3 separate regions of the Homo sapiens genome follow, and regions 2 and 3 are each linked to region 1. Evidence: read pairs that join two places in POLR2A ChIA-PET (ENCODE). Cell type or tissue: GM12878. All regions are shown on one strand. Region 1 overlaps SLX4IP (SLX4 interacting protein). Region 2 overlaps PLCB1 (phospholipase C beta 1). Region 3 overlaps SLX4IP (SLX4 interacting protein).

The links. ChIA-PET counts read pairs that join two places held together with the same protein. Peaks named below come from ENCODE experiments on the same cell type or tissue, not always from the same donor. Only the 100,000 strongest peaks of a DNase experiment are listed, where the experiment ranks them.
Region 2: POLR2A ChIA-PET joins it to region 1 with 6 read pairs; 1 of 35 experiments calls an interaction of 5 or more read pairs at or near these places.
Region 3: POLR2A ChIA-PET joins it to region 1 with 6 read pairs; 2 of 35 experiments call an interaction of 5 or more read pairs at or near these places.

Annotation. Positions count from the first base shown.
Region 1 is chr20:10,509,852-10,513,851 of GRCh38, reverse strand. The region is part of intron 2 of SLX4IP (SLX4 interacting protein); the gene reads right to left. Among named protein-coding and RNA genes, the nearest start is that of SLX4IP, 77 kb to the right of the region's middle. RefSeq lists enhancers at 1,917-2,211, 1,952-2,431. In GM12878, no CTCF peak of the experiment used is centred here; a DNase peak (open chromatin) is centred at 2,121; H3K27ac peaks cover 2,027 bases.
Region 2 is chr20:8,603,349-8,607,348 of GRCh38, reverse strand. The region is part of intron 3 of PLCB1 (phospholipase C beta 1); the gene reads right to left. Among named protein-coding and RNA genes, the nearest start is that of RNU105B, 230 kb to the left of the region's middle. In GM12878, no CTCF peak of the experiment used is centred here; no DNase peak of the experiment used is centred here; H3K4me3 peaks cover 56 bases; H3K27ac peaks cover 232 bases.
Region 3 is chr20:10,451,384-10,455,383 of GRCh38, reverse strand. The region is part of intron 1 of SLX4IP (SLX4 interacting protein); the gene reads right to left. Among named protein-coding and RNA genes, the nearest start is that of SLX4IP, 18 kb to the right of the region's middle. In GM12878, no CTCF peak of the experiment used is centred here; a DNase peak (open chromatin) is centred at 1,963; H3K27ac peaks cover 1,704 bases.

The DNA.
Region 1 (4,000 bases):
CACTGTCCTCGCTAGAAGCCACAGGTGTCCCACAGAGATGCACATCTTAAGTGCCAGGCAGATGCTGTGCTGCATACTGACTACTCTGCTGCAGAGGGGCAATGGCCAGTGATAGGCACAGCTAGGACTCCTCCAGTCCTTCTAGCCCTTGGGCCCAGCCAGACAAAACCCTGGGAATGCCAGAGGCAGCTCTAATGCAAAAGGCAGCCTCCTACTCTTCCTAAATCCAAGGATGCCCTTGCCCACCTGGCATCTTCTGCCCTCAAGTCTCTCCAGTGCCCTGAGATTTCTCTTAACCAGCAGGCCTAAGGATTTTGTAATGAAAAGGTGCAGCTAATACCCCCGACTTCCATGATGTTTGTACCTAAGATGGATAGGATGAGAGGTATGTCTTCCACCTCTTAACCTCATCCCAATCTTCTCCTGCTTTGATTTGACTGATTTATTAGATTTAATTATTTCACACCTGTTCAATCTCCCAGCTTGGGTTCTGGAGCCAGACAGTGTAGGCCTGAATCCAAACCAAATTTCCAGCTCTGTGACCCTAGGCAAATTTCCTAAGCTTCTGTGCTTCAGTTTCCTCGTCAGTAAAACTGAAATAATAATCATACTTAACTCCTGGGGTTAGCAGCTGTTTCCTAAGATAGGCCATATATAAAGCCTTTGGTACAGTGTCCAGCACACAGGCACTACTCCCAAAAAGTAAGCTAGGGATGCTCCTCTAGGAGGTCTTCGTTTTCCCTCCTTGAGTTTTCCTTCACTGCCAGGACCTCTTCCTGGACTAGGACAGGATAGAAATCTATGGAAAAGTCACCTGATGCAGAAAAGTTCTGTTGTAACAAAAAATGACTGACCATGGTAAGGACATAAACCAAAGTTTCTATTTCACCTTAGTCTCATTAAGAAATTTAAAGTGGCTGGGTGTGGTGACTCACACCTGAAATTCTACCACTTTGGGAAGCTAAGGCAGGAGGGAGAAGTGCTTGAAGCCAGGAGTTCAAGACCAGCCTAGGCAATAACAACAACAACTATATATATATATATATATATATATATATATATATATATATATAGAGTGTGTGTGTGTATATATATACATAAAATATATATACACAATACATATACTATATATAAAATATATATACACTATATATACTATATATAAAATATATATACACAATATATATACTATATATAAAAAATACTATATATACTATATATAATATATAATACTATATATATTTTATATATATATAATGTATATATACACACACCTATATATATATAAAATTAGACAGGGATGGTGGGGCACAGCTGTAGTCCTAGCTACTTGGAAGGCTGAGGCAGGAGATCATTTGAGCCCAGAAGAGGTATGATTGTACCACTGAACTCCAGCCTGGTTGACAGAGCAAAACCCATCTCTTTAAAAAAAAATACTTAAAGTGACATAATACCAGGATGACAATACGTTAATTTATTGACCAAGACATTTTTGAAACTAAAAAGGGGTGCTATTAATAATTATAACAAAACATCTAGGATTCTCCTACTTAGCACCCACTTGTAAATTCTTTCTCATTATCAAGAAAAACCCCATTAAGTGAAAATTATAAGCCAAGGTCAAAACCCAGCTGTTGCCTGTTTTTGCAAATAACATTTTACTAGAACACAGCCATGCTCACTTGTTTACATATTGCCTATGTCTGCTTTTGTGCAATAATGGCAGAGATGAGTTAATGCAACAGAAACTCTATCACTCACAAAGTCTAAAGGATGTATTATTTGGCTATTTACAGAAAAATTTTGCCAACCCCTGTTCTAGACTCAAGTAACTCAGAGACATTGCTTTCCAATCCCATAATCTCACATTTGTATGCTATTATCTGACAAGAAAAAAATACCAAATTACTTCTCTTATGATAGGCATGAGTTTTTACTATGCAACAATTTCATGTTAAATTTCAATAAATTTTAGTTTCATACTTAATGAACATTATTACACATGGAATGGTCAAAGGAACTCAACTATTTACTAGAGAAGAAGAAAACCACTGTGGTCTCCACACACAGGAAGGGCTGTCACGTGAAGAGGGTGAGTCAGCACCGTGTGGTGACTCAGCACTCTGCTCTCAGTCTGGCCACCTAACTGTGGGTCCTTACGTTTTCCAAGTGTCATCTGCGAAGCTGGGGTAGTAAGAGTACTTTCCTCACAGGGAGGTGGTGAGCATCAAAGAAGATGGAACACGTCCAGCTGCTGTACTGCTTTTCTTAAATTAGTCATTTGTGCTTGCTGTTACTGGTGAAGAGCTGGACATACTCTGCTGGCAAAATTAAAACAGCTGGAGGTAGGTTTCAAGGAGGCAGATTTCAGCTTTCAGCTCAACTTAAGGAAAAGCCTGATCGCCTTACTGTCTGCCTGGGAGTCAGGTGAACAGACAGTCTCATGGAGTTCAACATCCCTGACAGTATCCCTAGGGCAGTGTGAGCCCCATGGCATGGAGGATTCAGAAGGGATTGCAGGAGAGTGAGGATCTGACTAAGACTGCCAGTGCCATGTGTTTTTATCTGAGACTATGATGAAGAAAGCTTTGGGAACGCACACCATCAGCCCCATCTTAAGAACGGGGAAATATGTAGGATACACCAGAGAGTAAATAGGTGTCAGCAGATTATGAGAACAACATATTGCAAACTTTTTAAGTTTTAAAGGACCACCATCAACTCAGAACAGAATAAGGACACAACTTGGTTCCATTTTGCCAAAAAGGTAAATGGAGGGACAAGAACACGGCACCAAAGCCAGGTTCTCTGATAAAGTCACCCGGGAAGCGGCCCTGTCTCCAACAACAGGCCCAGTGGTTTTGGCTGGCAGGGTCCTTCAAAGGTACAGTGTGCCCAATTCATGCTGCGTCCATTCACCCTGGGCCCATTAATAATTTGCCAGGCACCGCCGGGTGCGATGGCTCACGCCTGTAATCCCAGCACTTTGGGAGGCCAAGGTAGGTGGATCATGAGGTCGAGAGATCGAGACCATCCTGGCGAACATGGTGAAACCCTGTCTCTACTAAAAATACAAAAAGTTAGACATGCATGGTGGTGGGCGCCTGTAGTCCCAGCTACTTGGGAGGCTGAGGCGGGACAATCACTTGAACCCGGGAGGTGGAGGTTGCAGTGAGCCGAGATTGCGCCACTGCAGTCCAGTCTGGTGACAGAGCGAGACTGCATCTCAAAAAAAAAAAAAATAATAAAAATAATAATAATAATAATAATAACAACAATAATTTGCAAGGCACCTAAGGCCATGGCCAGGCTCTCTTTCACTGCAGCTTGCTCTATCTTTAGTAGAGCTGGACAGGCTCCACCAGCAGGGCTCCGTGCTCCCCGCTGATACTAGCAGGAAGCAAGATACTTGACTGCACAATGGGCCTGTGGCCCCAGCTGCCCATTATCCAGGATGAAAGGTGTGTGTGGCCACAAGGAGTATGGCTCATGCACTCTTTAGCACCCTAAGGGCTTGGGGATCATTTGTTCAGTCTGAATACAAATCAAGGGTAAAAACCACATGGCAGTGTCACAGACATGACAGATGTAGTATCCAGTGCATGGACGGCACACAGCCTCTTTCCCTTCACCAATCAAGAAGAGTGACTAGTAAATGCTTTGACCATTTTCTTCTTTTAAAAAGGAAATTTTAAAAATTTAAAATTATATTGTTATTCTTCCTTTTAATTCTGCCTGTTTGACTTAATATTATAACATTAGGCTCAAAAATGACCAGTGACTTTTTCAATGACCTTGTTATTTAAAATTCTGTACACAGAATGTTAATAGCTGCATAATATTCTATTATATTGCTGTGTCAAAATTTATTCATCAGGCTGGTGCAGTGGCTCACACCTGTAATCCCAGCAATTTGGGAGGCCGAGGCAGAAGTTTGAGGCCAGCCTGGGCAGCAAAGCAAGGCCCTGCCTCTAAAGAAATTTTTAAAATTAAAAAATAG
Region 2 (4,000 bases), 1.9 Mb after region 1:
CAGGGGAGTGAAATGATTTAATTTATATTTTTGGAAGATCACTTTGTCTGCCAATGTGCAAAACTGGAGGCAGGAAGCCAATTAAGATGCTATTTCAACTGAGTCTATTTCATGGAGGTTGGACTAATGTGAGGTCTATGGAGATGGAGAGAAGTGGATGCGTTGGATGTAATTTGGATATGGAGGCAACAGGCCTGGCTGAGGAATGGGATGTGGGACTGTGGTAAATGGTGCTAAGGGAAAGAAAGAAATTCAGGAGAATTCCCTGGTTTTGGCATTATAAATGGGGGGTACTGTGTTGTTATTTATCAAGCCCGATATTAGGGAAAGCTATGGATTTAGAATTGGGAACCATCTCCTGCCTAAACTGTTAGAGCAACTCCCTTATTGGTGTCTACTTTTAGGCATGCTCCCCAACAATTCATTCTAGAATTGTAGCAATTACCAAAACTGATCCAAAAGAAAGGGAAATTTTTAACAACAGATCAAAAATTAAGAAAGACCTTGAAATACTTTTCCAAGTGTTGTTTTAAAGAAATGTTTAGGGCTCATAAAGGTTTGAGAGAAATTCTGTCAATCTATCACAACAAGGATAAATTCTACATTTAGTAATAAAATAAACAGATGCAGAACTTTTTAATTTTATGAAGCCATCAAGTCCCTCATTCAAAGCCTGACAGAATTGATGTAAGCACAGACAACATAGGCCATCTCACTTACAAATATAATTGTAAATATCCTAAAAAAGACACTAGCATATTGAGTTGGGTAGATAGGGCACTAATAATAATTGTAATCATACTAGTGGTAGCATTAGGGCACTAATAATAATTGTAATCATACTAGTGGTTGTCATATAATATTGATGAAGTTTATTCCGTGTCAGGCACCTTGTGGATTTTTTTTTATCAGTTTTTTGAGGGAGATGCTGTTACTGGCTTTCTTCTTTTAGAGGAGGAAATGAAGGCACAGAGAGGTTAAATAACTTGCTCTGTTTATGCTCCTGGTTGGATAATCTTATTTTGCAAATCCATGGAGAAAGTACTGTGTTATTTAATAAATGATAAAAACATGTTTTAACTGTTTGGAAAAATTGACTTAGGTCTTTTTACTATCTCACAGATCACATTGATGTTCAAATAAAGCGTTAAATGTAAACAACAAAACCATGATGATGAAACTATAGGAAAATTTGTACATAATATTGGAATAGGAAGGCAACACTATGAAAGAGAACACTGAACATAAAATGTTTACAATAGCAAAGTCATGGAATCAAGCCAAGTGCCCATCAATGGATAACTGAATAAAGAAAATGTACTATATGTGCACTGTGGAATACTACACAGCCATGAAAAGAATGAAATCATGTCTTGTGCAGTAAAATGGATGAAATGGATGAAGCTGGAGGCCATTATCCTAAAAGAAATAACTCAGAAACAGAAAATCATATACCACATGTTCTCACTTACAAGCGAGAGCTAAACCATGGGTACACATGGACAGAAAGATGACAATAATAGACACTGGGGACTCCTCATGTGGGGAGGATGAGAGGAGAGTGAACGTTGAAAAATTACCTATTGGATATGATATTCACTTTTTGGGTGGTGGGTACACTAGAAGCCTAAACCTCAGCATTATGAAACTTGTCCATGTAACAAATCTGCACATATACCCTGAATCTATTTTTTAAAAAAGAATGAGAGCTTTTTTCTTTAAAAAAAAAAAAAAAAAAGAAAACACCAAACATAAAATACATGTTAAAATCAAAATTAACAAAAATACAATAAACTGGAAGAACAATTTGACAAAGAGGTTGATGTTTCTAGTATAAAAAGAGATACCACAAATAAATATATTTGACAAGTAATCAGCAAAAGCACAAAATATAGGGGTAAGGTTGTTATATTTTAAAGAAAAATGAAGTATTAAGTGTGTTCAATTAAGGGGAATTCAAAATTAATCAAGTGAACTACGTCTATAAGTGGAAATACTATATGGCCTTCAAATGATATTGATATTGTAGAAGAATATTTCTCGTTAAGAAAAAAAATCTGATATGGTAAGGGAAAATAGGTTTTAAAATGGAATATGCTGTTTGTTATTAACTGTACTCTATATATGTGTGATATGTGTTCACACATACATATATACTCTCACAAGATACAACAGATTTTACTTCTCAGTTCTGAGAGTAAGGGAAATTGTTTTTTTAATGTATTTTACGATATTTTCCAGTATTCTATATAGTAATGTATTATGTCTATAATAGATGTGTGTGTGTGGGATTACAGGGTTATACAGTAAAATAAAATGTTACTTCAAGCCTTAATTGATTTATGTTTTTTACATTTAGTGAAACTTCATAGGATTAGGGTTTTTTAAAAAATAAATTTACTTAAAAAAATCCCCAGTGATATTTATAACAAATATATTCAGTAGCTAACAAACCCTCTACCCAGAAAGGACAACACCCAAGACCTTTGTGTTGCACAATTCCAGGAGGCATCCTCAGATCATATTATAAAATAAAATATTCTATATTACATTTCAAAAGAAATAAAATTCTATTCATACAATGCAATGTGAATAGACCTCTTGAATTGCCCAACATGAGGGTGGAGGTACTATAAGATATTGCCTGAAATTTAATTTTAAAAGCCTGGTTTTTACTCTTCCTGCCTCTTTTATAGTCTTCACCCTAGCAATGACAGACAACCAAATAATGCTTTCCCTTGTTTTGCTTGTAGTTGAAAACTGTTGTTTGGCTGATCAAGAAATTCTAATGAGAAACTTTCCATGAAAAGCACTCAAATCACAGCTTTACAGATACTCTGTTTTATATGTTTACTTGGGAAACCTTAGTAATTGTATAATTAGAATGCATCATATCATATGTGTAAAAAAAGAATTAGGATGTACTCAAAATAAGAATGATTAAGAATTGGAAATTGTTTAATTTGCAGATTTCTTTAGACTGGCATATCTAAAACACTTGAGTTTCATTTATATTACATATTTTTAAAAACAAGGTGAAATTTACATAACATAAAATATCAAAGTAACCTTTTTTTTTTTTTTTTTTTTTTTTTTGAGACAGGGCCTCACTCTGTTACTCAGGCTGGAGTGCAGTGGTATGATCTTGGCTCACTGCAACCTCCACTTCCCGGGTTCAGGGGATTCTCATGCCTCAGCCACCCAAGTAGCTAGGATTACAGGCACATGCCACCATACCTAGCTAATTTTTGTGTTTTCAATAGAGACAGAGTTTCGCCATGTTGGCCAGGTTGATCTCAAACTCCTGGCCTCATGTGATACACCTACCTCAGCCTTCCAAAGTGCTGGGATCACAGGCGTGAGCCACCACACCCGGCCAATAGTACTCATTGTTAAAGTGAAGAATCCAGTGGCATTTAGTACATTCACAAGGTTGTGCAACCACCACCTCTATCTAGTTCCAAAATATTATTAACACCCCAAAATAAAATTCTGTACCCATTAAGCAGTTGAAATCACCCACTTTGACCTGTCCAACACAAAGGATCATAAAATTGAAAGCTGTTAATGTTAAGTGGTAGAATTATTGGTTAGTGTCAAGTTGAAACACACATTTACAAAAGTGGTTCTCAAACTTAGGTGTGCATCAGAATTACCTGGAGGATTTGTTAAAACACACATTGCTAGGTCCAACCCCAGAGGTGCTGATTCGGTGAGGCAAGGCCTGAGACTCTGCATTTCTAACAAGTTCCCAAGGGATGCTGATGTTGCTGGTCTAGGGACTGAGAGAAACACTGATCTGTGAATTTAGACACAGTTGAATGGACAAGCATGGCCCCTGTGTTGAAGGCTCCCTCCTCTTTGTAGAGAGAGCAGTGGCCCATTTGGAGCCAGCTGGTGATGCTAAAACCCACACGCTGGGATTACCAGAAAGGTCGTTTGAATTTTATCTAGGAGTCCCACTTTAGGCAAAGTGCAAATGTTAACCCGATTTTGGATG
Region 3 (4,000 bases), 58 kb after region 1:
CAAAATGGATCATAGACCTAAATATAAGAGCTAAAACTATAAAAATCTTAGGAAAAAACAAAGGCATAAATTTTTGTGACCTTTCATTAGGCAACAGTTTCTTAGATATGATACCAAAACAGAAGTGACAAACACAATTAGTAAATTAGATTTTATCAAAATTAAAAACTTTTATACTTCAAACCAAGAAAGTAAAAAGATAATACACAGAATAGAAAAAAAATCTGCAAATCATACATCTGATGAAGGACTCATGTCCAGAATATATAAAGAACTCAACTCAATAAGAGGACAAATAATTTAAAAATAAGCAAAGAATTTGAATAGACATTCCTTCAAAGAAGATATACAAATGACCAATAAGCACATGAAAAGATGCTTAACATCATTAGCCATCAAATGCAAATCAAAACCACAATGAGATATTACTTTATACCCATTAAGATAAATAGCTAAAATCAAAATGACAAATAATAACAGATGTTGGCAAGGATGTGAATAAACTGGAACTCTCATACATTGATGGTAGGCATGTAAAATGTAGCCACTTTGCACAATAGTTTGATAGCATTTCAAAATTTAAAGAGTTGCCACATGACCCAGCATTTCCATTCCTAAGGATATATCCAAGAAAAAAAATAATAACTCCATACAAAAAAATTATACAGGAATGCTCACAGAAGCACTACTAATAATAGTCAAAAAATGGAAACAACCCAAATGTCCATCAACTAATGAACAGATAAATAAAATGTGATATATCATACAATAGAATATTATTTGGCAATAAAAAGGTAAATATTCCCCTTTACTGTGCTCAGCCAGGCAACTGCTTTTTCTCACCCTGGCAGAAACCTGGAGTATTTTCTGAAGAGGGTAAGACAGAGGATCTCTAGTCTGGAAAACACCAGGCACAGTAGAAGGTGGAGTCTTCTGAACAAAGAGACATTAGGGAATACAAATACAGAGACCTTCCTCTGCCTGCATGCCTCTCTACCCTGCCCATACTCTCCAGACTGCAGACTGAAACCTCCCTATTCAGAGAATTGGACTAACCTAAAAGACACTGTCTAAAAATACTGACATAGGGGTTCCTTGGGGAACAGCCTAAACAGATGGCTCTTAAGTGAAGTCCACATCCATAAGCCCCACACCCATATGCAGAGATTCTAGTCATCTTTTAATGTCCCACTCTCAAATACAAGTAAACAAGCAGGAATCACCTACCACCTAAGGCAAGATTAAATTATGAAAGAAAACCAAATACAGAAAAAAACCTATTTGGCTGAAACAAAGTATGGAGGGAGAAGAAAACATTTTTTAAGAATTATCATTAGGGAGATTGCAGATACTACAGCCATAAAGCAAAAAATGACAGCAACAAAAAAAGAGAACTATCAGAAGACAACAAACTAAAACAATGATAGTTGAATTTTAAAAACTTAATAGAATGGTTGAAAGATAAAGCTGATGAAATCTCTCAGAAACTTCAGCAAAAATTAAAAAAATGAAAAGAGACAATAAATTAAAATTAAAAGACCAATATAGGAGGTCAAACACATGAAAATTAGTATGGAGACTGACCCATATTACAGCATCTATCCCAGTGAAATTTTAGGCATTGGGGATAAAAAAAAAATTTTTTTTAAGTGCGTTGGGGGGTAGTAGGAGGTGGAGAACACAAAGGATCAGGAGTCAGAATTGGTTCCAAACCGCCCAAAGAAATGGAGAAATATCTTCAAAATTCTGAAGAAAATTGTTTCCAACCTCAAACTGGATTTAAACTTCAGGGAAGAAAAAAAATTCTTATGCAAGCTCTTATAAAACTGTTTCATGTATTTTTTCTCAGGAAGCTACTAAAGATGTGCTTCACCAAAATGAGGAAACTAAGCAAGAAAGAGGAAACAGGAAGGGTGAGACAGGAGAAAGGCAGAGCAAAGCTGAGGATCTGGTGAAAGGAGGCCTCCATGAGAGCTGTGGGTAGACCACAGGAGAAGCGCAGGTGCAGACCAGAGCAGGCCGCAGGGGAGAGGCACGTCCAGGAAGATCTACACACACACACACACACACACACACGGATGAGTTTTAGACAACTCGTGGAGAATATGAGATTGAATTAGGACAGGTACATGGAAAGCTAAACAGCAGAAGAATAACAAGGCAATGACTGATTCCATGATAAACAAAAACTGCAGTAAATAAAAAGAGTGCTTAATACACAGTTCAGTTATGACTAGCATTTATAGTTATAATAGCAAACATTGAATCCTGACCTAAACAATATTATGCTTACGATGATATTAGAAAAATAGGGAATGTGTGTGTATAAATATGGTGAGGGCATAGAGGTTAAACAGAGCAAAAGATCTCTAATGGTGATGGAATGTTTCAGAAACAAAGCAGACCAGTAAAAACAATAACAACCACAATAGCTATAGTAAAGCAAAAATACAGACGGTAATTTAGTGATCGGGATCCAATTCTTTTTTTTTAATAAAATTTTTTACGTTATTTATTTATTTATTTATTTTCTGAGACAGAGTCTCACTTTGTCAACCAGACTAAAGTGCAGTGGCTCAATCTAGGCTCACAGCAACCTCCACTTCCTGGACTGAAGCGATCCTCCTGCCTCAGCCTCCTAAGTAGCTCAGATTATAGGTTCATGCCACCAAGCCCAGCTAATTTACATATATATATATATATTTTTTTTTTTTTTTTTGAGACAGTTTCGCTCTTGTTGCCCAGGCTGGAGTGCAATAGCGTGATCTCAGCTCACTGCAACCTCTGTCTCCTGGGTTCAAGCGATTCTCCTGTCTCAGCTTCCCGAGTAGCCGGGATTACAGGTGCATGCCACCACGCCCAGCTAATTTATGTATTTTTAGTAGAGACAGAGTTTCATCATATCGGTCAGGCTGGTCTTGAATTCCTGACCTCAGGTGATCCGCCCACCTCGGCCTCCCAAAGTGCTGGGATTACAGGCATGAGCCACTGCGCCCAGCCTATTTTTATATTTTTTATAGAGATGGAGCTTCACCATCTTGCCCACGCTGGTCTTCATCTCCTGAGCTCAAGCAATCCACCAGCCTCAGCCTCCCAAAGTGCTGGGATTATACGTGGGAGCCACCACGCCCTGCCTGGATCCAATTCTTAAGTACTAAACTCTGCCCCAAACTGAAGAACAAGATGAAGAGAGCTCACAAGGATGGAGGAAAGGGGTTGAGGAGGACACCATAATTCACAAGCCTTGAGCATGGAACTATTTGCCCGTTGAAATTTTTAGAACAGGTCTTCCAAAAGAAATATAATGCAAGCCACAAATGTAATTTTAAGTTTTCTAGTAGTTGCATTTTTAAAAAAGTAAACAGAAACAGATAAAGTTAATTTGAATAATCTATTTTATTTTATTTTATGTTTTTGAGACGGTGTCTCACTCTGTCACCAGGGCTGGAGTGTAGTGGCACGATCTTGGCTCACTGCAACTTCCACCTCCTGGATTCAAGCGATTCCCCTGCCTCAGCCTCCCAAGTAGCTGGGATTACAGGCGCCCGTCACTATGCCCAACTAATTTTTTGTATTTTTAGTAGAGACGGGGTTTCACCATATTGGCCAAGCTGTTCTCGAACTCCTGACCTCATGATTCACCCGCCTCGGCCTCCCAAAGTGCTGGGATTACAGTCATGAGTCACCGTGCCTGGCCAATCTATTTTATTTAACCTGATATAGCCAACATGTTAGCATTTCAACATGTGAGCTATATAAAAATGTTTACATGCTTGTTGTTTTAACCAAGACTTTGAAATTGGTTATATTTCTAGGACATCTCAATTTGGACTGGTCATGTGTCAGGTGCTCAATAGACACTTGTAGGTAGCCACCATTATGGACAGCGCAGTTTGAGAGCCTTTTTTTAAACAAGAAAAACACGGCCAGGCGCGGTGGTTCACACCTGTAATCCCAACACTTTGGGAGGCCAACGCACGTGGATCACTTGGGGTCAAAG